2 separate regions of the Mus musculus genome follow, and region 1 is linked to region 2. The links are chromatin loops, found by intact Hi-C in ENCODE. Cell type or tissue: heart. All regions are shown on one strand.

What was found. Peaks named below come from ENCODE experiments on the same cell type or tissue, not always from the same donor. Only the 100,000 strongest peaks of a DNase experiment are listed, where the experiment ranks them.
Region 1: a loop joins it to region 2, with 2.2 times the contacts of the local background. A loop is called at or near these places in 2 of 42 quality-filtered maps.

Annotation. Positions count from the first base shown.
Region 1 is chr8:35,801,346-35,803,845 of GRCm38, reverse strand. It overlaps Gm19410 (predicted gene, 19410), which reads right to left. Exons shown (of 33, transcript NM_001370844.1): 19 at 1,509-1,638; 20 at 1,134-1,318; 21 at 229-415. It also overlaps the pseudogene Gm45566. Among named protein-coding and RNA genes, the nearest start is that of Cldn23, 24 kb to the left of the region's middle. In heart, no CTCF peak of the experiment used is centred here; no DNase peak of the experiment used is centred here.
Region 2 is chr8:35,724,105-35,726,604 of GRCm38, reverse strand. It overlaps Gm35021 (a long non-coding RNA gene), which reads right to left. Exons shown (of 7, transcript XR_870350.3): 2 at 1,915-2,306; 3 at 1,088-1,173. Among named protein-coding and RNA genes, the nearest start is that of Gm35021, 1.7 kb to the right of the region's middle. In heart, a CTCF peak has its summit at 1,249 (motif pointing left); no DNase peak of the experiment used is centred here.

The DNA.
Region 1 (2,500 bases), 77 kb before region 2:
ATATGGTTTCACTTTTCTTTATGGCTAGGTAAATTTCATTTATGTATATACACCACATTTTCTTTATCCACACATCTGTTGATAGACATTAGGCTGGTTGGGAATGAAATATTGGGGCAGGTGGGAAGGAAAGAAATGTTTGATAAGTCAGATTGACCCACAGTCACAGAGTCAGAGATTCAAAACTCACTAGCCATGACTTAGAAGGTAGTCCCAGCTCCAGGTTACCTGTTGCCTTACAAGTGTGGCCATCAGGGCCCAGCAAGTAGCCAGGGTGACAGGCACAGATGTATGAGCCCTCAGTATTGATACAGGTCTGACTGCAAGGTTGACCAGATGGCTGCTGGCACTCATTTACATCTTGACAGATTTGGCCATTGCTCTCCAACTCAAAGCCTGGGGCACAAACACATACCTGAAAAAGAAGCCATCAGCATATTCTGAAGACAGAACAGGGCTTTGATCTTCATATGAGATTCACATGATGATATTTTCCATGATGATATGTTGACAACTAAAACAGCTTTGCTTTGAATAGCCCCTTGTCTGTCTTAACAGCCTTGATGTACCCCTTATAACTTCTATCCAAGAGTAACAATGGCTAGGTTCAGCTCAGGACACCAGAGCCTTTGCTGCATCCATAAGAAGAAAAGCACACAAAGCTAACTGAATTGGTCATCAGCCAGTGGAGAGCTGGTGTGACCAAATATCAGAACACGTTCTTTCACTTGACTGTGAGAATCAAGTTTCCTGCATGCTGCTGAGTAATACTGTCTAAAATAGCTAGTCCTCAACTTAAGAGCGGGACAGGTTCCAAATATCGACATGGAAGAAAACTTCACACTGTCATTTTCTTGACCTGCCCAGATATTTTTATCTTAACACCATGTGACATTTCTCCCATAACTCACAGCAGAGATGGGACAAGGCACAATATAGGGGAGAGGTTGAACAGACCTCAGGAGGAGCTCGGAAGGCTCAGGTACCTGGATAGGCACTCAAGACAGTTCTACTATGTATATATCTTTGAGATCAAGGTGCCATCTCGGACAACCTGAATGAGTACACTACTGATTTTTCTCAGAGCACATATGTGGTTGATAAAGAACACACAGTAAGCTTCAGCAACTCACCGGCCCAGTTGGGGACTGGTAGCAGGAGTGGTAACATAGCCCAGGGCTGCACACTGATGAGGAACACTCCCCACCCTCATCTGAACCATCCACACAGTCCTCTCGCCCATCACACACCATACTGAAGCTGAGGCAGGCACCAGTAGCACACTGGAACTCGGAATCCTGGCACTTCTGCGGAGCACCTGTGGGGGAGGGGATGGTTTTCCACTAGAGTGTTACAATCATGCCCCAGCATCCTTCCTCTACAAGGCTCCTTCATATACAACCAAGACCCATCTAATGAGAGAACAGGGTGGGCTCCAGGTTCTGCAGCATTTGCATGGAAGCCCCACCCCCCACCTTCTGCCTCAGTGGGGGTGCCCCTGCACTTACATCCAGCTTCGTCACTGCCATCTCTGCAGTCGCTCTGTCCATCACAGTGCCAGAAGTCAGGCACACACTGGTCTCCACTGTCACAAGCCCACTGCCTTGGGCCACATGAGATCACCTTGAGGCCACAGTCCTGAGGAGATAGGGACAGTCAGTGGCCTCCGATCCATCTAAGGAAGGAGTTTTCAGAGTTAGACAAGGCCCCGGGTTAGGGTCTAACTCTCTGCCCCAGTCTCTGTGAGGCTCACCTACGCCCTGTTGTGCTTAGAAGACCTTACTTCATTGCCATGTACAAAAGCATGAGGAAGGCATGCTGGCTTCCAATGCCTAGTATTCTATCTGGGTCCCTGACTACTACCACAACCACAACTGCCACCCCACTGCAAGTGACACTTGGCTCAGCACTCTTGGTACCAGCTTGACTCTCTTGACTGACTGAAGCTCTCAACATCACCTTTCTTTGGCTACCTCCTGTGACTGGAGGTCAAGCAAACCCATGTGCATGGAAAACCCCATGTGAATGTGGATACCACTCGCTGTGGACCACAGTGAGGTTATTGCAACACTATGAACATTCTAGCAGAGGGAGGTGAGCTAGTTCAAGAAGTATAAGAAGATAGACAATGCCCCAGAGAAGCTAGCTCAGGGTATTGCCATAATTACAACTTATAAGGAGTTATATAGCCCTATTGCCAACAACTGTGCCCACACAGACTGACCATCTGGGTTATGCAGTTATGTTAAGAATAAGGTCACAGACCCTTCCCCCCCCCACATGGCAGCATCATGATGATGGCAGCTAATGACAGCTTCATGACTCAGACTGGAAAGCACTTATTACTATGGTCTAAACAGATTGGAGTAGAGCATGTCATGGTATGTGTGAACAAGAGAGACACTGTCCAGGAATGGAAGAGTTGAGGATCAAAGGGATGCTTGCTGAGTTTGACTACTAAAGACTGAATATTCCAGCCATCGTGGGCTCTGTTCTCTAT
Region 2 (2,500 bases):
ATGCACACAAAATAAATATTAGGGGAGAGAACTATCAGAACATATTATACACATGTACAAAATTTCCAAAGAACAAAATGTAACTAGCAAAAATGTTTATAATCACTAAATATTCTTCATGTAATTTTTATTTTCTTAATCATAATATTGCTTCCAAAAAAGCTACAAAAACTATGTATGGTGAGGATTCCCCAGTTCTACCAATAAAGTGTCCTTGTTAGGGGTGGGAGAGAAAATAAGAAAGCAGAGGCATTCAGAACATCTTCACCACTGGTGGGAGGAGCCTGGGAGTAATTCTTTGTCCTGCGGGGCAGACAGATTAATGAGCATGCTCAGAGAGACGGTACACATTCAAGTATAAGGTAAAACGAAGGATTCATGCCATGACGTTTGTATTGCTTGAGAGGGGAGGAGGGAAAGAGAAGGGGGTGGGCTGGTTGATTGGTTGATGGGTTGGGCTTTTTATTTTTGTTTTTGTTTATGTTTTTCCAAGACAGGGTTTCTCTGTGTAGCCTTGGCTGTCCTGTAACTCACTATGTAGACCAGGCTGGCTTTGAACTCAGAGGTCCACCTGCCTCTGCCTCCCAAATGCTGGGATTAAAGGTATAGATCACCCTATCCCACCCTCAGTTATCAGAAGAATTTTTTTCAAGTTCTGGCCCCATTTAAGCTTAAGGATATTTAGAAATGAGGAAGTACAAACAATGGTGAATGAGATAAATGTAAATTATGAAGTAAAGAGGAAGATGGGAAATCTATGCTCTCACATACACTGAGAACCCGGGCGGGGTGGGGCAGGGGGCCTGAACTGCAAAGTTGGGCGGGAAAGATTCCAGACTGAATTAAGAAGATATAAGACTCAGTGCTATTTACAAGAGACACACATACACATTTTCACAGGAAATCTGAAATTTCAGGGACAGGTAAAGGTACATCAAGAATACACAAGACAGATAACATTAAATAAAGTGAAATTTCAACCCAAGCGCTTTGACGTCCTCTCTAGGCAAGCTGTGTCTTTGCAGGTGGTGGTGTCTGAATCTTGAAGGCAGAATAATACAGAAACACAAATATATTTTCAACTTACTATTTATGATCTCAGAAGATTTCGAATGGTGCAGTGAATCTGGTAAAACACGGTCTTTTCGCGGTATCCAGGTCTTCTTGAGGTCACTAAAACGAAGGGGGGGGGGGCCGGCGGCATTATTTCCCATCCCCGAGTTTGTGCTGCCACCTACAGACTAATCTCAACATTGCACGTTGACGTTAATACTTAATGTCCTTACTGGCCACGTTCATTACATGCATTCTGTTGCAGATGAACCAAAGGGCATGTCCACTCTCCACGAGTACAGGTTAGATCTGTTCTCCGATTAACTGACAATATCTAAGAAATTAGCAATAACTTCAAAAGAGAATGGATTTGTGTTCTTCTATGATTAAAAAATAATATCTCTGCAGCTGGGCTTTATTAGGCTAAGTTAATAAAGAAAGGCAACTTTCACTGAGGCGAAACACCTAAAAGACACGTTAAGAAAGGATATGGTTTAGTTTTCGTTCACATTCACAGTTGGTCATGGTGGGAAAGGCACGGTAGTGGGACCACGCCCGCCCATAGTGGCAGAAGCCTGAAGCAGCCGCTTGTAACATGGTGCTGACCCCTCGGAAGCAGGGAGCCAGTAATTCTCAGGCTCCACCTCTAGAGCCCTACGCCCACCAGCTAGGCCTCAAGTTCAAATGGTTCCAGAGCCTCCCAAATCATCTCCACTAGCTCCAGACCAAAAGTTCAAATCCGTGAACCCATAACGGGCATTGCATACCCAAACCTTAACGATCCCCCCTAGCTGTCATAGCCTCACTGCTACCTCATAAGAGGAAATGTCTCAGCTCAACTTAAAGAAGTCGCAGTCTTACCAGTCCCAACGCCATTCAGAAATCCAAATCCAGAGTCTCTTCTGAAACTCAGAGCTACGTCTTAGCCGCGAGCAACCGTGAAAGTGAAGCTCGAGTCACGTGCTTCCCATAGCTGGTGGCAAACATACCCTTTTCAAGTAGGGAGGGCATGAGAATGGAAAGGCAATATTAATGAGAGAAAAGCTGCAAGGCAAACACCAGTCCCTCTGCTGTGAGTCCGACCTGCGGGCTTCATGGAGGTGGCATCCGGATGGCGCTGCATCACTTTGGGCTGGCTCCACTGGGTTCAGCTTTCCTTAGGATGCGTTCTGTATTCCCTGTATCTCTACCACGCGGGATGACCATTGCAATTTAGGCCCCAGTTTCATAGTGTCAGATTCCAGATGCTGTCACTGTACAGAGAATTAATTACCCACACGCCCCTGCGACTCTTCGGCCATCCCAGGCAGGAACCAACCTGAGCATTAGCCAGGGCCACACTTTGTAAACCACCCTCCATTTTGGTTAAACTGTGGCACTTCCCCGAAACTATGGTAATTTGCTTCCTAAAGTAACTCGTTTCTCTACATTCTTCACTGTCCTGCCC